Regions from separate parts of the Mus musculus genome. Here all the other regions are linked to region 1. The links are chromatin loops, found by intact Hi-C in ENCODE. Cell type or tissue: heart. All regions are shown on one strand. Region 1 overlaps Clec16a (C-type lectin domain family 16, member A). Region 2 has its middle 18 kb from the start of Socs1. Region 3 has its middle 32 kb from the start of Rmi2. Region 4 has its middle 12 kb from the start of Rmi2.

Region 1 (5,000 bases):
CGTGAGTGAGTGCCACTCAAGCTGCTCACACATTCTTTAGTGACTCAGGTTTATTACCAAAGGGATGACAGACCCTGAGACTCACTGTTATCCCCACCCCCATGGAGAGAATGGGAGGAATCCCATGGAGGAGGTCCTGGCACTGTAGGAGCAATGGAACCAATCTGTATTGTAAGAAGGCCCTGCTGTGAAACCAGTGCCAAGAACAGCCTGGAGTGGGAACATGGCTCTGCCACCCTGCTCTGGGATACAGGGATTTTGAAAAAGGGACTCAGGCCTCTGGAAAACAGTGTTAAACATGTCCCACAAAGGAAGGCAGCCAGTCAGCACTAGGCGGTCATGGGGCCCTCTGACTTAAATGAAGGGAAAAGTACACACACACAACTTGGAGAATGAAAAGAGCCTGCCACTCATCTGGCACACGAGAAATATAGGCCCCGTCTAACCCAGAGCTGGCTCATTTGTGGCCCAAGTACAGGAGGGCCTTTGCTGAGGCTTCCTGTGCTGTCTCTCCTAGATAAAGCCCATGAATGTGGAGTATCTCATGATGGATGCTTCCATCCTCCTGCCCCCAACGGGCACTCCACTGACTGGCATTGACTTTGTGAAGCGGCTGCCATGTGGTGATGTGGAGAAGACGAGGCGGGTGAGTAAGTGCTTTCTGGCCTCTCCTAGGCCATAGGGAAAGGGTCTTTAGATCAGTTGAAGCCTACCACCAATAGGTGTCTAGTCACCTGGAAAGAATAGCCTCACGCATGCACCTACTACCATACATGGCTTTCTTTCCAAAGCCTGGTGCCCTTGGAAATTGGAGATTGAGATTCTGTGGCAACTGGCACCTCTGTGGGCTGCTGTCAGACTACCTGCGCCAGGGCAGAGTGCAGCCAAAACCCTGGATGGAGGCCAAGCCAATCTTCTTTGAAGCAAGGGAACCCAGAGCCTAGAACAGCCAGTGTGGGAGGTGGATGTGAGCCCTAGGCACACTGGCAAGCTGTCCGATAGTGAGAGGATGGTGCTGGCTGCGCAGGAGAGCGTGCGTACAGAGCCCTGTTCTTAGAACAGCAGAGGTGATCCCCTTATCAGCACTTTGTTCTGAGGCGGCCGCTCTAGGAAGCAGCCTCGCTCAGGCTCTTCACAGTATTTTATCTCCTGCGTAAGATCTCGGTTTCTTTCTTAGAAAGCAGCACTGCCTTTTCCTGGAAAATCATTCCCTGGAGACATGACTGGGAGTGGATAATTTAGAGGCACTCATGATCGCTCCCAGGCTCACTACATCGTCCTTGGTCTGCTTGTGGCTTGGGGGTCTCACTTTAGGATTTCAGAAAGCAAGTGACATAAAGTTGTGTGTGCCTCAGACAAGAACCTCTGTGACCTCCTCCGCCCTGCTGGCACTTTTAACCATGTGCTCAGGGGCTACAGAGGAAGTGGAGACTTTGTATCTTCAAGCAACACACATTCCCAGCCCCCTGAGCAAACCACAGACTCCTGCAAGTTGTCCTCTGACCTCCATGTGTGCACACAACACAAATACTTTTTTTAAGTGTAAGATCAAAATACCAAAAGTGCCCCTGACTCCTGCCAGCCCATAAGGGACATCCATGTTGAAATCAAAGTCATCACAGTTTGGGGTTCCAAGCAGAACTTGAATTTGAGTTATCCCCACTCAGGTAGGGGCAGTTGGAAGGAGTGGCTGAGAAAGAACATGAGTTCCTTAGTCAGGCCTACAGAGGTTATAGCTGTGTGATCTTGGAAGCATTGTTTAAGTCCCTGAGCCTAAAGTTCCTCCTGTGCCCCCTCAGCTTTTGCCCACAGTAGCTGGCAGGATGGCTGTGAAGTTTCTGGCCGACAGTAAACACTGAAAGTGTGTTGGTGGGAAAGGAGTGCAATGCACCAGTGTCTTAAGATGAGCGAGAGGTTCCACTCAAGGACTCGCTAAGCTTAGTGCAGAGGAGAGCCAGCAGGGGGCGCGGGCAAATGGTAAAGTCTGAACTGAAGTATCAGCTATCTGGGAAGCCACTGCCCAAGGGTCCCTGTGCTAGGGTGTTGTGTTTGGTACTAGGGATGAGGCCAGAGCATGCACATGCCAGCACATGCTCACCCTCCTCTCAGTTTTGATTGAGACAGTGTCTTACTAAGTAGCCCAGATTGGCTTCTACCTCAGCCTCCCAGATATCTGGAATTACAGATTTGTGTCCCCACATTCTGATCCCATGTTCCCTGTGGGCACAGCAGGTTTTTATGTTTGTCACTATTGACCTTGAGGAAATGGGGTGGCTGTGTGTTACACATTAAAGAAAACTCAGTCAGAGCTCAGCATTTTTAAAGGAAGGACATTTTTCTTCCATATTTCAACACTTAGAGACATTTGCTTCTCCTCCCATCTTTGTCTACAAACTCAGCCCCTTATGATGGCACAGGAATTTTTGCCATGGTGTCACCTGCATCTTCCTTTGTTCATTGTATTATGAGGTTTCCTGTTGTAAGCGTGGTTTTCGCAGCTCTGGACAAGCTTCCCAGTTCTTACATGCTACCAGTGACATCACCCCAGCCTACAGGGGAGGGGCTTTCCTCTCTTTCTCTCTCTCTCTTTCTTTCTTTCTTTCTTTCTTTCTTTCTTTCTTTCTTTCTTTCTTTCTTTCTTTCTTTCTTTCTTTTGGAGACAAGGTCTCATGTAACCCAGGCTAGTCTTAAACTCACTATACAGCCACGGTTAACTTTGAATTCCTGATCCTCCTTCCACTACAGCTCAAGGGCGGAGAACATAGCCTGTGCCACCACGCCTGTCTGATGGTTTTCTAAGTGATTTTTTAGGGCTGCATAAAGGTTGTCAGGAGTTCTCTGCCACAGCTCCCATGGGTTTTCCCATTGGTCAGAGTTTAGGGCACCTCCATGTAATTCACTCTTTTCAGCTGAGCCATGAGAGCTACTTCATGAACACAGTGTTTTCTTTCTCTTGAATCATTTCTTTAGGACATGTTCTCAGAAGCAGGATTTCTGGTTCAAAGGGTATGGATTTTTTTTTCATCTCTAACGTCACCACCTAGCTTTCTCTCTGGGCCAGGCCCACATCCAGCTGCTTCAACCCTGTTTTCAGGATGACTTACTTTCACAGCTGTTTCCATAGCCTTGTGGGCTTCTAACCTGAATGACTGTCACCTAAATACAACAGCTTGCAAATATGGCAAGGAAGCTGACAGAAGTGACCTGAGCACTTGGTCCAGGGCCACCTGTGCCATGAAAAACCCTCACTCACCATGTACTCCTCCCCAGAGCTGAGCAGATACTAGGAACTCCTGCTCTCACTCAGCCAGGTGGAGCTGAGATTCATCAGCCTCCAGACCTTCTCTTCCAAAGCCGCTGTATGAGCTGGGTTTCTACATGCTGAATGTGACTGGGGATGGCTTCCAGACTCGGAGAAGCTAAGAAATGGAAGTTTCTTCATATTAGACCTCGGTCAACTGTCTTCCCTTTTGAAATTTGGTCTCCTGGGTTCCAAGATTTGAAACAGTCATCATTTCTTATTACTTTTGGCTATGACATTAAAACTTTGTATCTTGAGCCGGGCGTGGTGGCGCACGCCTTTAATCCCAGCACTCGGGAGGCAGAGGCAGGCGGATTTCTGAGTTCGAGGCCAGCCTGGTCTACAAAGTGAGTTCCAGGACAGCCAGGGCTACACAGAGAAACCCTGTCTCAAAAAACCAAAAAAAAAAAAAAAAAAAAAAAAAGAAAAAGAATATAAAAAAAAAAAAAAAAGAAAACTTTGTATCTTGATTTAGCAAAGAAAAGAAGAGTGCTTGATAAAACCATGGGTCCCAAGCCCTGACTCTTTGGAGGCCAAGGACTGTGATCAGAAGAACAGTCTTTGGAGTCTGGGCTTCCATCTCTCTGCTTGTCAGATGGGAACCACATAGGGTAATTAAGAGGTCCAGCTGGCAGGCAGCTGGGCACAGTGATGCACACCTTTATTCCCAGCACTCAGTGGGGCATGGGGGTGTGCAGAAGCAGTCGAATCTCTATGAGTTTTAGGCCAGCCTGATCTACTGAGTGAGTTCCAGGACAGCCAAGGCTACAGGCTACATAGAGATTCCCTGGAAAGAATGGGGGTGAGGGGAAGCCCTACACAGTGCTCAATGGCCATGAGTGGTGAGAGGGAGCTGTTAGTATCTCTAGGTGGTGGCATGAAGTTGCCATGGGGTGAGACAGCATGCATGCCAGCCCCTCCGGCTGCCCTGTGGGACTCACCTCTTTCTGTTCTTAGACATGGGCTTCTTTTGTATGTGGCTTTCCCTTGAGAGTTGGTATTTTTAAATGGTATTATATATGTTTTATAGTCTATTTTATAGTTTAAATTACTATTTTTATTTGTATTCCTGGAAATATCTTCCATTCAACATTTGCAGAGTAAAAGCAGATGTTTTACCAAAAGGCCTACATTAAGAGCCAAATTCTGAATTCATAGATTCCTTGGAAAGCCTCAGTCTTCCAAGGGATAGGCTGCAGAAAGCAGCGTGTGTTTCTGTTTTCTCATCCCAGCTGTGCCCCCGCTGGGGGTCTTTGCCATCAGAACCCTGAAAGCAATGGACTTAACAACATGAGCAGACTGGGACATGCATGCAGTCGGTTCTTTTCTTTCCTTCTCCTCATCCCTGAAGTTGTAACTGCTTACTTAAGAGCTCTGGCTGTCATATAATCCTGTGACACCTGCTCCCCACTTCACATCTTATTGCTGTCTTCTTTGGACTGGCACAGGGATTGCATTTCCTGGTATACGAGGCTGTGTCAATGTGTGCCTGATATTACAGAGGCTTGGCTCAGCGCCTTAGCAGCTGTATGGGCCAAGCTCACTCTGTCCTATCAGCACCTCTCAGCATTCTTGCTCCTGTAGTCTTAAATTTACAGTATAGAATCCCTGAACCCCAGCACATAGTAGGTGCTTACTAGATAGGAACTCATGATTTTTTTTGTTTGTTTGTTTGTTTTGTTTTGTTTTAATAGAACTA
Region 2 (5,000 bases), 130 kb after region 1:
TGTGACCAGCAAGCATCAAGAATCAAGTGATTATTGATATGTCCTTGTTCTCACACCTGCAGATGTTGTTTCCTTTCCCATCTCTAGCAGAGAGCATGGCTATTCTAGACACTGCCTTGAAGGCACAGCCAAGCACTCCTTAACACTTCCTGGGCTTACAGGTGGGTCCACAGCCCCCCCCCCCCGAGATTGAGTGGGCTTTCACAGGCTATTTTTCACTGCCATGACAGCATACCTAACAAGAGTGACTTAGAGAGGGCAAGGATCATTTGGGCGCACAGTTTGGGGCACAGTTCATTGTGTCAGGAAGGCAGCTGGTCACATAGCATCCATAAGGGACAGAGTGATGCGAATACTGATCCTCACTTTCTTAGATTGATATAGTTCAGGGCTCCAGTTCATGGGAGTGTTGCCCATGCCCAGGGTCATCTTTCCTGCTCAGTTAAACCTCCCTTGAAACATCCTTAGGTATGCTTCCAAAGTGATCCTCAGTCCAGTTGGGTTAGTGGTTAAGGCGACCAATTCAACCACAAGAATATCGCAGCAGTGACCCCATGTGACCTCTGAGGCTGCCTTGGTTTTAAATCGTGTGTTTGTATATGTGTTGGGGGCAAGGGAGAGGAGGGGGCCATGGGTTTTCTTTTTATTATATGGGTTCTGGCGACTCAATTCAGGGCATCATGTTTGATAAAGACCGTCTTTACTTCTGAGGCATCTCACCCCTCCTCTGCCTTGTATTTTAGAACAGATAGCCCAACCTGAGCTACCAGGTGTGAGGTGACTCCCTCAGGTTGCCACACTCAAAGGACGTCCAAGACATAGGAGGAGGCCTCAGGTTAGCAGAGACGTCCTCTCATAATACCAGCCAAGATATCAGCCATAGAATGAAGAGCCCTCCAGACCCTTGAGAGCCACCCCTAACTGAGACCTGCGATCTCACGGAGCAGAATCAAATTATAGGAGGCTGCAGCAGAGGACAGGGTAATTTTTCATTGACATCAGGCACCTTAGCTCATTCCATCCTTCAAAGATCCTCAGCACAGATATTGTCAGCCATGTGCTTTCTTTGTTTGTTTGTTGTTTGTTTGTTTGTTTGTTTGTTGAGGCCCGGTCTTCCTCTGTAGTCCAGGTTGTTCTCAAACTCAAAATTCTCTTACCTCAGTCCCTCGAGTGCTGGGATTATACATGGGCACACTATAATCACAAAGGAGATTAAAGCTCAGAGAGGTTCAGAAACTTGCCCAGTACTCCCCAGATAATTTGGCTTCAGACTTCTGAGAAGTGCCTGGCTATGTCAGCCTCAGTTGTAGGAATTTCTGAGAGCCTGGGTTCTCTGAAATGTTTGACCATCCAGTGGAAAGAAGATAGCATTTTCAACAAATGGTGCTGGCTCAACTGGCAGTTATCATGGAGAAGAATGTGAATTGATCCATTCCTATCTCCTTGTACAAAGCTCAAGTCTAAGTGGATCAAGGAACTTCACATAAAACCAGAGACACTGAAGCTTATAGAGGAGAAAGTGGGGAATAATCTCGAAGATATGGGCACAGGGGAAAAATTCCTAAATAGAACAGCAATGGCTTGTGCTGTAAGATCGAGAATCGACAAGTGGGACCTCATAAAATTGCAAAGCTTCTGTAAGACAAAGGACACTGTCAATAAGACAAAAAGGCCACCAACAGATTTGGAGAACCGATTTCTTTTTCTTTCTTTCTTTTTTTTTTTTTTAATTGGACGTAGTACTACTGGCAGATCCAGCAATATCTCTCCTGGGCATATACCCAGAAGATGTTCCAACTGGTAATAAGGACACATACTCCACTATGTTCATAGCAGCCCTATTTATAATAACCAGAAGCTGGAAAGAACCCAGATGTCCCTCAACAGAGGAATGGATACAGAAAATGTGGTACGTTTACACAATGGAGTACTACTCAGCTATTAAAAACAATGAATTTATGAAATTCTTAGGCAAATGGATGTATCTGGAGGATATCATCCTGAGTGAGGTAACCCAATCACAAAAGAAGTCACTTGATATCCACTCACTGATAAGTGGATGTTAGCTCAGAAACCTAGAATACCCAAGATACAATTTCCAAAACACAAGAAAATCAAGAAGAAGGAAGACCAACTCGTGGAGAACCGATTTCTAAGCAGAGTTCTGTCACAGCACTTCCTACTGGCTGGTCTCCCCTGCTGGTGAGAGATGGTATTGCAACTCAACTCTAGTAGACAAGAGCAGAGATCTTGCACAGCTGGAGCTGGAGAAAGTTCAACCAAGAGGTTTTGTTGCACCAGGCTTAGCCCCAGGAGACAGGTGAGCTGAGTTTGAGTTCCTGTCCTGACACATGTCAGTCAGGGTCCACTGAATAGGAGAGAAACCCCTGCGGGCGTCTCAGTAGAGGACAAGATTATAGGATTGAGGAGGTCATCAGACTGGAGAATGAAGAGAGCCGAGCCAGCCCCACCCTGAGCTCAAGCAAAGGTAGAGAAAAGCCGGAGCACAAGGGCCAGGCTACCCAACAGGTACAGGAAGAGCAGTGGAAGTTTTGCCACTAGATCTGGTATTAAGAAAGATACACCTAACGCTCAAGAAATGTGGGGCCCTCAGAGTGGGGAGTTCTGATGGGATGGAGGGTATGCATGGGAAAATCTTGGAGATTGGGGTAAGAGATGTGGGATGTGGAACAGTTGGCGGGTGGACCTACAGGGATATAAGGTCTAGATTGTTAAAAAAAAAAAAAAAAAGATTAAACAATAAAGAAATGAAAAAAGAAAATTATTTTTTAAAAAGGGACAACAGAAAAAAAAAAAGAAAAAAGAAAGGTCCCCAGTTGCTGCTAAGTTGCCACCTGAAACACAAAAGGAGAGAAACCCCACTTTTTCTACCCCAGGTGTTTTACCATGCTTCCTTCACCTCAAACTTATGACAATCCCTCTCCACCCCACCCCACCCCACCCCCGTCCCTCCTGGGTTTACACAGGTGATTTGTCACTATGCAAAGAACCCATGGCAGCTTCCAATATAAGGACTAGGCTGTGAGGAGCTGCACCCCAGAGGATGCAGTTCTCTGCTTGTTTGGTATCAGTAACTGGCTGAAGACTCACCTTCCTCAAACATGAGGAAGGCTGAGTAGGTGATAGCTCAAGGCCAGCCTGAGCTGCAGATAGGTCTTGGAGATGGGCCATAGCTCGGTGGTACAGTCTTTGCCTGGCATGCGCAAAGCCCTAGGTTCAGTTCTCAGCACCGCATAAGCCAGGTGTGGCAGGTGGTGCACACCTTGATCTCAGCACTTAGAGGGTGGAGGCAGGAGGACCCTGGTACCAACCAGAGTGTAGGGAAATGGAGGAGTCATTCCAGAGTAGAGGAAATGAGGCTAGGTAAAAATTTCAGCATAAATGAACTCTGAAAGCTAGGCTGTAAGAGGCTGAATTGCTAAATGCCACTGAACTGTGGTGGGGTTTGTTAGATTTATAGCCGAAAGGCTTGAAGTGTGGCTCAGTAGCAGGGATCTTGCCAGGCATGTGAGAGGCCCCAGCAGCATCAAAAATGAAAGAGGAGAGTAAGAAAAAGAAGACAGAGGAGGAAAAGAGGGAGGAGTGGGGAGCAGAGGTGAGGAAGAAACTGATGGCAAAATCAAAACTCAGAGTGCCCTCAATGCACCCAAGTGGGGGGCCCCATTTCCTGGGTAGCACAGGTGAGAGAGCCAGGGTCCACAGTGGTCCAGAGTAGCAGTGTCCTGTCCGAATTGGTGCAGCCTGCGGCTGGGCTGCGAGCCACAGCCCACAGTGGCAGGCAGAGTTCCTGGAAAGCAAGCGGGTGGAGTTCCTCCTAGAGATCAGAGCAGCTTGGGCAAGATCCCCTGGTCAAGGTCTCCACCCTGGCAGAGGTAACACCCCCCTGGGGGAGGAGTGGGACGTGTGTCCGCCCTGTAGGTTTGGTACAGCCTGTCCTGTGAGCTTCCGGTGGCTTCTCTGTTACTCTACCCTGGATGAGTTAGTTGGTCTTAAGTTCCCGAAGGCATGGATGGAGGGGGGGGCGGTGTTGTGAGGCCACCTGAGTGGAAAGATTGGCACTGTTTACAAAATCAACCTCTCCTTGGAAACTTCTTTTTTTTTTTTAATTAACACAGGCCAATAAAAGTTAAGACACAAGAGAGCAGAAGGATGCTCACATCTGGTAGGGACCCCTGCCACCACCTCCTCCACCTCCTTCTCCTCCCCCACCCTCTGCTTCCTTTTCCTCTCTTTATCCCTTCTCCCCTTTGCTTTCTTTCTTCCCCCCTTCTCTTTTCCTCCCCGTTTGTCTCCCTTCCCACCTTCTGCCTTCTACATACATTTATTAAACACCAGCTGTATGCCAGGCACTTCTCTGAGCCCTAAAGACACAGCATGCAATACGTATATATAAGGCCCTGCTTATATTCTGAAGGGTTGTCCATGTCTGCTCCTGTAAGGGGTACCACTGTGATGCCGTGGAGGCCAGCTTCTTGTGGTCCAGGGTGTTTCATGGGCTTCTGTGAATGGGCAGCCTGCCTACCCATCTTATCACTAGAGATGCCTGTTCCTTAGGCAACCCTCCCCCTGTAGTATTGCCTCCACCAAGGCTGCCTTGGCAGAGGACTCTCCCATGGGTTCCCTTCCCTGGGGAATAGGCAGCACCCGCCTCCTGGTCTGCAGAGTTCTCTCTCCCTGCCACCTCCCCCTACTGCCACCCACAGCTATTCTGGGCCCCAGGTCCCTTTCACTTTCTGCTTAGCTCTTCCTGCTCAGCAGTTCCTCACCCTCCCCTGCTCCTCCAGCCCCCTCCCTGCTGGCCCCAGGTTCTGTCTGTGCCTCTTTTGCTGCTGGCTCCAGTTTCTGTTAGAAACTGCACGGGAAGGTAGCTTGTAGTGAGACCTGGGTTTGAATTCCCCTCTGTGCCTTCCTGGCATGGGGCTTTGACCCACCTTGGAGCTTCAAATCCTTGCATGCACCACTTAGTGGGGCTATGGGCG
Region 3 (5,000 bases), 230 kb after region 1:
CCTTTTCTTTTTAAAAAACAGTATGACTTTTTATTTTACATGTATGAGTGTTTGCCTGCATGTATGTGTATGTGTGTGACCTGTAGAGGTCAGGCCACCCATTCTCCTGGCAGTAGTGAGCTGTCACATGGATGCTGGGAATCGAACCCAACTCCTCTGTAAGAGAACTATGGAGCCATCTCTCCAACCTTATTTGATTTTATTAAGGCAGAATCTTGCTATGTAGCCCAGGCTGGCCTCAAATTAGCTTTCCTCCTGTCCCTGCCAACCAGGCTAGCTCTTTTTTCATGAAAACCATGTTGAACATAGCTTTGTTGGGACTCTGTGCTCACCACAGAACTGAGCACCGCAGGACTGAGCACCGCAGGACTGAGCACCGCAGAACTGAGCACCTGCCATCCCTGTAGGAGCTCAGAGAGTGGCACTGCTTTCCCATTTGAGGTGGGAGACCAAGGCTAGACCAGGATGAGAACTTCCCACACTGAAGAGGGAGGGCCAAGGTCACAGAGTCCTGGGCACACAGGTGGATGTAGGCAGCCACCAGCTGGCAGGCAGACTGGAGCGCCCTAGGATCACAGGTGTCTTGGACACACAGTCTGAGGACTGGGGCAGGATCCACCTGAAACCAATGCCAGCCCATCACGGTGCTTGCCTGATGTACCCTTGGAAGGGCATTGCCTAGATCAGGCCTCTTTCATTCTGTGGTTACTCTGCTGAGTTGCCTCTGGCCAGTTCTCCAGGCTGGACCAGGGTTCTTGGGAGAAGGCCTGACAGGTGGTCCCATGCCCTGAGTATGGCTGCTGTACCCCCTCTCCAGCACCACAGGTGTCACCCACCTGGATGGAAACTCCCAAGACCCATCCCTCTGCACGTTTCTCTTGGGCACACTTCCTGGTGTGCAGCAGCCTCAGCAAGATGCCTGTATCCTTGAGTGGAGCGCCAGGGTTCCTGCTTTACCCTGGACCTGTGCAGCTGTCCTCCACTGAGCCTGCCAGGCCTGGGTGAGCTCCTCCAGGCTGGCAGCTTCTGTGCCACCTGGCAGTAGTAGCTCATCGTCTTCATTATTGTTGGTACCCAGAAGGCCAGCAGACATTCCTGCAGAGCAAGAGGGACCTGTTGGGAAAGCTCCCCCTCCTGACTCCCCAGGACGCCAGAGTTCTCAGAAGTTGGGGAGGGAAAAGATGATCTAAGGAGGACTGTGCCTTGCAGTGCCTTCTCCCACAGTCCCAGCCCACTGGGCCACTTAGGAAGCTTTCCAGAAGACCTCTTGTGGTCTACTTGCATGTTGGGAGACCTCATGAGAGCTGACTTCACTCTGTCCAGACTGTCTCCAGGGAAGAGAGCCAAGCTGGGTCAGAAACCCTGGGCCAGAAGCTGGCCCTGGAAGCAGGGGTGAGTGTCCAGCTTCTACTGGGTCATCTGTAATGGGACAGGAATGACCAGGACTGAGAAGGAGGCAGCTGTGTCACACTAGAAAAGAGGCCAGCAGTCATGGTGACCCCAGCAGGGAAGTGTCCAGTCAGCAAAGGCAGCCATTGAGATTATCTCCAGTTCTTGCCCACTGGCCCTTCCCCACCAGGAGGCCAACTGCAGTGCCGCTGAGAAGGGGCGTGTCACCTCATCCCTGAAGTCTGGCCCCGGCAGAGCTGGAAAAGGCCCTTGTGGGGAACATCAAGCCCCAACCCACCATGGTGCCACAGGCCTAGCATCAGACTGCAGAGGCCTGCTGGCACATCCCAGGAGATGGACACACCATCCTAGCTGCTCAGCTCAGCCCTGGACCCAGTGCTCAGCAGGAGATGGCTCTAGACCCCAGCAGCCCCAAGGCCAGGCAGTGTCATACATCTTGTAAGCCTGTGGACCACACACACGGGTGAGTCTGGAATCACTCCCAGCAACTAACCCTTAGGCAACATGTGGACAAGAGGCTCTGGGGAGTCCTCCCCACCCCCAGCCCAGCCCCCAACCCATGCACTAAGCTTTAGGGTACAGGTAAGCTTTAGGATACAGAACAAGGGTTGCGTGGTTCATTCAGCTCTACATGAAGGACGTGAACTCCGAGCTTGTGCGGCTCAGCATCAGAGAGGACATTTACTGAGAGGTCTTGGCTAGCAGGAAGCTGCCACAGCAGGGACCCAGGTCCCACATCTGCCCATCAAAGGTCACCATGGACCTGGCACTGGCTACCACAGCTCAATCTGAGAAGAGGACAGACCAGCTCGACGCTAAGTGTTAACCCAGAAACAAGTGTGCTTCCAAGTCTGGGGGCGCTCCCAAGACGCTGAGCTCGGGAATGTCGGCACACCATAAACCACCCTATGCCACGCCTGAAGCTCTGCCTCCTCTGTAGCAAGGGCTTGGGTTCAGATGGCATGCCTGCACAAGCCAGCCGTGGCATTCCCTCTACTTCACACGGGAGGAAACTGAGGATGAAGAAATTATATAGCAGCGCGAGCCAGAGGCGGCTTCCCCGGGGTCTTCTCAGAGGCACATCAGGGCCACAGGCTACAGACACCGCCGCCTCCTCCATAAGGCTCCATTAGCAGCCTTCCAGCTCCAACTGGAGCTCAGCCCTCTCTTTCTCCACCAAGGCCCCCTGGGAGAAGGCTGGCCTCAGAAGGAACCCCCAGATGTTGTGTATGCCTCCTTAGCCAGCCAGGACTTTATATTCCTGACAGAATCCTAGCAGGGTCAGTAGCCCCAGATGACCTCACCAAGCCCAGGAACTTGTGGGGCTGGGCTGCGATTCCACGGGACCTGACAGGCTTTCCTGTGCCTACTGGTCATGAAGCCCTATAGGATCCCACAGGCAGAGGACCGGGAAGTGGGCAGGACTTACCCTTGAAAAGGCTTCTCAGCAGGCGATGCTGGAACCCATAGAACCTGGCTAGCACTTTAGGCTCATACAACCTGTGGAGTGGCCACAGGAATTTCTCCTCCACCAGGTAACTGACCACCTGGGCTGCGTGCAGGGGCCCATCCCCCACAGGCAGGAGTGGCAAGCCTTACGGTCACGGAGTGGTTCCTGAAATGGACACAGAGGAGATGGACACAGAGATGGGTCCCCCAGCAAGTCGAGATGGCTCACTGAGCCTCTCTTTCCCTGAAGGACAGTGATGTCACAGGCTGGAAAGGAATCACAGATGCTGTCCCCCTAGAGAGGGCTCCCCTCTCTCTGCAGAAGTGTCCTTATAAGATAATCCAAAGTCCTGCAATAGGGCCACAGCTGCCTGTGCACCCTGCTCCAGGGGCCAGTGGGGTAATGGGGATGGGCGTAGACACTGAGGGAGGCAAGCCAGGGTACCTGTCAGAGGTTTACAGGCACAGTAAGATGATGCTGAGTGGGCCAGAACAGGAGCCCAGACAAAGGGGGATTGTCAGAGATTTCTCCAGGCTAGGGAGAGACTCTAGAACTTTCTCAGGCTGTGGAACCTGAGGTTGGAAAGAGTGAGAAAAATCTGGGGGTGAGGCACTGAGAACGGCCACTCAGTGCCATCTGCTGAAGCCCTCGGTCTACACAGACCCTGCTAGGTTTCTAGCTGTTTCTTCACTCGTTTTCCTTTGAGGTATGTCCCAAGTTTACAGGTGGGGAAACTGAGGCAGAGTAGGAATTCAACCAAGAGTTAGGGTCAAGTTTCCCACACCCAAGAGGCACCATGCTGCCACCTGCTGGGCAAGAAGGGAACTGTAGGCGCTCTTGCCGGCTCCTACCTGTGAGGCCTTCGCTGCCCACGTCTCCATGGTTAATCCCTTCTCATCTAACAGCACAGAACAGCATGAGAAAAGTCCTGTGGTTCAGGCCGCTACAGTTCTGCTTACACTGCACTGTTTAGCCACGCACAGAAGCCCCTGTGGTTTGCCCCTTGTCTATAGAGGGGCCTCTGTCCTTCCGGCTGTTGAGGCCAAATACTTTGAAATCACCTCTCACTCCTCTTTTACCACCGCCATCCAGGTGAGTCCTGATCCTCTCCAGGCTGACCTAAAAGCACATCTGGATTCTGACTGCCTCTCATCCCTTCCACACTGAGTTTGCTCCAGCAACCCCAGCCAGCCCTATACTCTGTGCAGGGACACTGGGATGGGCCTTAGCTGCCAACTTCCAGGCAACCTGAACAGCCAGGCCCCTCACCATGGGGGCCAGTGGGAATACACAGAGATCCACCTTCCCCTGGGCCAAACCCCTTGTATGCGCCCATCTCCAAGCAGAAGCCAAGGCCTTAAACCACCTGGAACGTGCTCAAATCCTGCTGGCTTCCTTACTACTTTTCAGACCGGTACCACGGCTCTGCAACCTCCCAAACCCTGCTCTCCACCAGTGTGTGCCTACCCAGAGCTGCATACTCAAAATTCACCACCTCTGGGCTGGCAAGAAGGCTCAGTGGTTAAGGCACTTGCCACGCAAGCACAAGATCAGATACTGAGAACCACACATAAATGTGAGGCGAGCATGACAGAACTTGTGATTTCATTCTCAGAAGGCAGATGGATCCCCAGAACAAGCTGCCTGGCAAGACTAGCCCTATCAGTGAACTCTGGGATTGATTGAGAGAGCCTGCCTCAACAAGTAAGGCCATTATTCTCTATCAGCTTCAGGCATCCACATACGAGTGCATACACATGCGGGCCCACATACGTGCAGGCCCAAAGAACCGTACTTTAAAAAGGGGAGCCCTCTTGTGCTTCTCAGCCAAGCTTTACCCTCACCCATGTGTCTTTCTGCAGCAGTGTGCCACCTAATACATATAGGTCAGGGACTGGCCTCCTGCCCATTAGACCACATCCAGCCTGCTAGCCAAGGATGCCTTTCCCCATAGCTAAGTGTTTTGCAAAACTAACTAGAATGTGAACAGTGCTTGCGCAGAGCCTAAGCCTCAGTTTCCCACCTGTCAAATGAGAACCTCCTGTGTGGCAATGCTGCCCTACAGTACAGACAGACTCAGTCCTGTCATGTAGCAGGAACACAGGACTCGCGAGTAAGTCTCAGCACACTTACACGGCTG
Region 4 (5,000 bases), 210 kb after region 1:
CATGTTCTTGTAAAGCTGAAGTTTTACCGCAAAATTCTGCAGGAGGGGAAAGAAGGGCTGTGTGAAATAGGGGAGTGTCTGACTGCCGTGTTTTTGTTGGCTTGTGTGTGATTTAATGATTAAAGAGAAAAAGAAACCAGAGGATATGCTGTGCGGAGTCGGGGATCAGCTCTGAGTTCTGTCTGTCTGGCCAGCCAGGGTTGATGCTGGGTACCTTCTCCAGTTTGCTGATCAGCTAGCTGACTCTTGAAAGGATAAGCGGGAGCCTGGGTATGGGGGTGCACACCTGTAATCCTGACATTCTGGAGGTGAAGGCCACTCAGGGCCATAATGTGGGTTCCAGGTCCTTTGTTGACAAGCCCCTATGTAAAGAGGAAGAGGGTGGTCAAGGGCCGTGTATGGTGTGGAGTGCTTGTTTGGCATCAACAAAACCCTGAGTTTGATCCTCGAATCTCAGCACTAAGGAATTGGAGAATCAGAAGTTCAAAGTCGCCACGGGCTACATAGCAAGCCTGGGCCAACCTGGGCTACAGGAGACACTGTCTTGTTTTTGTTTTTGTTTTTGTTTTGTTCTTTTGTTTTTCAAGACAGGGTTTCTCTGTATAGCCCTGGTGGCTGTCCTGGAACTCACTTTATAGACCAGGCTGGCCTTGAACTCAGAAATCAGCCTGCCTCTGCCTCCCGAGTGCTGGGATTAAAGGCATGCACCACAGGAGACACTGTCTTAAGACAAAACAAAACAAAACAAAACAAACAAAAACAGGTTTGAGGACAGCCAAGGCTACACATAGAAACCCTGTCTCGAAAAACTGAAAAGTAAAAAACAGGATGGGGGAGAAGGAGTGGATATGCCTTTAGTCACAGTTAGCCACAATGACCTACATCAAGCAAATAGCTTTGAGCCTGTGTCTGAAGACACCGTTCAGGGGCTCCCACCTTGTCACACTGTGGGCTAGTTCTGGTTCCACCATCCCCTGCCTGACCTGGGGTTTGAAGGTCAGCCTTCAAGGTGGAGACTTCGAGGTGGTTCTTCCTTCAAAGGATGCTGCTGGTAGGCTCTTGGGAAATGGAGTTTGCCACCCCTCCTTCTGAGTGGGGAGGTCTCAAGGTTGTTTTAGAATCCTTGCTTGGCATCTCTGTCCTCCGGGGACTCACATCACACACACACACACACACACACACACACACACACACACACACACACACACACACACACACAGAGTAAGCTGTAGGAGTTTCAGGTTGAAGACAGAAGCCACAGAGTAAAGGCACAGTGCTCAGGAGCCTTGGCATTTGAGGGCTTTAAAGCTTCTATTTAGTTAGCTAGTTGTGTGTGTGTGTGTGTGTGTGTGTGTGTGTGTGTGTGTGTAGGTGGACATTTGCTGTGGCATGGGTGTATAAATCAGAGGATAAATTGTGGGTGTTGATTTTTGATTTCTACCGGGTGGGATGCAAGGTTCAAACTCAGGTCTTTGGGCTCGGTGCTAAGTGCCTTTATCCTCAGAGCCATCTTGTTGGCCTGGGTTTGAGTTTTTATTGTTATTGTGATTTTAGTTTGTTTGTATTTTGTTACTTTTTAAGATTTATGTGTGTGTGTGTGCCCCGTGCATAAGCATGAGGTACTGTGTGAAGGTAGAGGACTGCTTTCGGTAAACCATTCTCCCCACTGTGGGTCCAGAGAACTGAGTGTACTGCATTTGACCCCTACAGCAAGTGTTTTTACCCACTGAGCCCATTTGTGAGGCAGTTTCTCATAGCTCATGTCGTCCTGATGACCTTGGCAATCCTCCTGAACCCTGGATCACAGCTGTGCTCTTCTGCCTGGTTCTTACGTGCTGGAGATTAACCCAGAGCTTTATGCATGGTGGGCAGACACCCCGCCAACTGAGCTGTGTCTCCAGAGCAGGTTTTTTGTTTTTCCCTTGTTTCTCCTTTTCAGACAGGGTCTCACTACGTAGTCCAAGCTGGCCTTGATTCTCTTCCCTCAGCTCCTGAGGTATGTACTACTGTGCCAGCATTTTGGGTCCCTTGCAGGTGCTGGCATGAAGGCAGGAAAGTACTCTTCAGAGAGGAAAGATCTGGACGTATAAAAGGGCCATGGCAAAGAGTAAGTGCTAGTGTGCCTGGACAGTGACTTCCTCGATAAAGACACCAGCACAATTGCATACTTGGTTTGCGCTGAGCATCCTTTGCCTAAGAGGTGTGTCTGCTCGCCTTGCATTGCCCCAGCAGGCCACAGGGGCAAGTCGTGAGCTAGTAGGTGCCTGGTGGTGTTAGGGACAGTGTTCTTCAGAGCCAGCACCTTAATTCTTCCCTGTTGGCTCCTTGGGACTGCTCTAGAGTGGAGTATAGCACCCCCTGCTGCTTGGCCTGGGTCTGGTCTGAGCCCTAGGGAATGGGATGAGAGCCAGAGATCACAGAATGAAAAGCCACAAAATGAAGCAAAGGAACAAATAGGGCCACAAGAAATTTCACAGCCAACCACCCTGGGAGTTCTGCCCATTGTGGCCAGACAGGTGGGGGCAGAGTGGGGGAAGTTTGGACACCAGATGGGTTTCAATGGACTTGACATTCAACTCTAGTCCCTTTTATTAAGTGACTCACCTTGGGTGAGTCTCTTCATCTTTCTGAGCTCTTTAGGCTTTTTAGGCTGTTTAGGTCACTATGTAGAAGCTTAACTGAAACTCCTGAAGTAGCCCAGGTTATCCTCCAACTTGCAAAGATTGTCCTGCCTCTGCCTCTCAACTGCACCACCATGCCCAACTCTTATTGTTTTTATGAGCTATTATAATTACTATGATTGTTGTTGTTGTTGAGACTTCTCACAATTGTAGCCCTGGCTGGCCTGGAACTCACAGAAATCTGCCTGTCTCTGCTTCTAGCATGCTGGCATTAAAGGCATGCACCACTATGTCTAGTTATAAGCATTTAGAAGTATTTAGCACTTGGGCCTGAACCCAGGGTCATCCCAGGCAAGCACTCAGTCTCTGAGCCATCCCCAGCCCCTCTGCACCGTTTGCTTTCAGATAAGGTCGTACTAACTTCCCTGGGCAGCTGAGTATCTGGGATTGAATCTGAGTCACTAAGCTCTTTATAAGCAACTTCAAATTATTGTGGTTGTCCTCGTTATCATCGGGGACATGATATATATATATCATGAGGACAGGTTGCCAGTGCTTATAGGCAAGCTTACTGACCTGAGTTCATTTCAGGGAACCTACAGAAAGATGGGGGGGGGGAGCTATCCCTGAAAGCTGTCCTCTGACCTCCATATAAGTCAATGGCATGTGTATGCCCTTATATCCACATATAATAATAAATAAAATACAAGTTCAAATGGACAGACTTAGCATTATTATTATGTGCTGGGGATGAAACCTAGGGCTTCCTATATGTAGATGAATGCCCTACCTCGGAACCACATCTCAGCCCTCTGGGCTTATGTCTGACCTCTGTAGAGAAGAATGCCTGGGGTCAGAAAGAGTAAACGACTCTCTACTCTGCTGCTAAGGGAATCCAAGCAGTAGGTGACTTGTTGTTTTGTTTCATTTTGAAACAGGGTTTCTCTGTGTAGCCCTGGCTGTCCTGGAACTCAATCTGTTGACCAGGCTGCCCTCAAACTCAGAGATCGTCCTGCCTCTGCCTCCTGAGTACCCAGATTAAAGGTGTGTGCCACCACACCTGAGTGTGGCCTTTGTCATGAAGCCCCAGTGCCTGCTGGGCCCTGGGTCTGGAGACAATGGGAGGAAGATCCTTGGTTGCTGCACAGCTTGCCTTATCTCTGCTGTATGCATGCAGGCTCAGCTCATCGCAAGAATCACTTCTGAGGCTAAGGAATGTGGCTCAGTTAGTAGAGTACTTGCCTAGTGTGCGTGACGCCCAGGGTTCATTTCCCAGCATTGCATTAAACTGATCATAGTGGTACACACCTGCAGTCTCAGCGCTCAGGAGGTGGAGACAGGGGGATCAGAAGTTCAGGTCACCTTCTGCTCAGTGACTTAGATAGAGGCCAGCCTAGGCTTATAGAAGTCTTTTATTGTTTAAGTTGGAAAAAGTCCATTTTGCAACTAAGATAGTGTTCACAGGTTCTGGTTAGGGTGTCATCACAGGAGAAGAGGGCCATTCTGGCCCCTGGCTGCACAATTATCTCATAGCAAGGTTCCTGAATGCCTCCTCCCACTGTAGCATTAACCCACCTCCCCAGAGGTCATCTAGCTCAACTGAACAAGCAGGGATGTGGTGTGGACAAAGATCAGCCTAAGAAACAGAGGCCCTGTGCTGGGAAATTCAAAGCTACAAACACCTGCTCCTCCCTTCTGGCCAAATTGGGTGAGGAAAGGAAGGGCTTTGAAATCTCATTATTGACTGCACTTACCTACTTCATGCATATGTACATGCAGAGCTAGGAAGGGGGGCAGGAGGACCAGAAGTTTCAGGTCATTCTTGGCTACATTGCAAATTAGAGTTCAGCCTGGAATATATGAGACTATCTCAAAAAGAACAATGTTAGGGAATAGCAGAGTTGGTGATTGCTGTTTGGCTGGAATATTCGACTTTACCAGATGTTCTGGAACACACGTCTGGACTGTCTTGAGCTGTGTAGGATGACAGACTCATGGGGTTGCTGTTCTTGAATGTGGCTTGTGTATCTTGTGGGGTTGCCAGACACAGTGGATAGAATATACAGGCTGCCTTTCACAGGATCAATGGGATAGAAACTGTACCTCCACAGTGGGGAAAGCCAACAGACAGCCTTTTGCCAGATGATCTGGCTCTAATGTCACATGTCAGGGTGACCATAACTAAGCCCCAAGAGGCTGGAACCTAGGTTTGTTTCACTCCCGAACCAGTTCCCTTCTCTTACTTTGCTCCAGTAGAGCAGGGACTGTCCCACAGGGTCCTCGGGAATCTGGGTTGGCCCCATTACCCTGGAGAGGTGTGTGAGGACATGACATCTTCCATATGTCTGACCACTAGGATGATACAGCACACACCGCCAT

Evidence for each region. A loop is a pair of places that touch in the nucleus more often than their neighbours do. Peaks named below come from ENCODE experiments on the same cell type or tissue, not always from the same donor. Only the 100,000 strongest peaks of a DNase experiment are listed, where the experiment ranks them.
Region 2: it touches region 1 in a loop (6-fold over the local background); 7 of 42 quality-filtered maps call a loop at or near these places.
Region 3: it touches region 1 in a loop (11-fold over the local background); 4 of 42 quality-filtered maps call a loop at or near these places.
Region 4: a loop joins it to region 1, with 10 times the contacts of the local background. A loop is called at or near these places in 15 of 42 quality-filtered maps.

Annotation. Positions count from the first base shown.
Region 1 is chr16:10,638,270-10,643,269 of GRCm38, forward strand. Clec16a (C-type lectin domain family 16, member A) reads left to right here. Exons shown (of 23, transcript NM_001204229.1): 17 at 518-646. Among named protein-coding and RNA genes, the nearest start is that of Gm52264, 18 kb to the right of the region's middle. In heart, a CTCF peak has its summit at 1,954 (motif pointing right); a DNase peak (open chromatin) is centred at 1,952; H3K27ac peaks cover 1,251 bases.
Region 2 is chr16:10,765,134-10,770,133 of GRCm38, forward strand. No RefSeq gene overlaps it. Among named protein-coding and RNA genes, the nearest start is that of Socs1, 18 kb to the right of the region's middle. In heart, a CTCF peak has its summit at 2,215; DNase peaks (open chromatin) are centred at 2,327, 3,847 and 4,657; H3K27ac peaks cover 638 bases; H3K27me3 peaks cover 1,198 bases.
Region 3 is chr16:10,864,427-10,869,426 of GRCm38, forward strand. No RefSeq gene overlaps it. Among named protein-coding and RNA genes, the nearest start is that of Rmi2, 32 kb to the left of the region's middle. In heart, no CTCF peak of the experiment used is centred here; DNase peaks (open chromatin) are centred at 1,375, 2,665, 3,275 and 3,815; H3K27ac peaks cover 267 bases; H3K27me3 peaks cover 1,123 bases.
Region 4 is chr16:10,844,368-10,849,367 of GRCm38, forward strand. No RefSeq gene overlaps it. Among named protein-coding and RNA genes, the nearest start is that of Rmi2, 12 kb to the left of the region's middle. In heart, CTCF peaks have their summits at 2,356 (motif pointing left) and 4,177; DNase peaks (open chromatin) are centred at 2,364 and 4,573; H3K4me3 peaks cover 50 bases; H3K27ac peaks cover 760 bases.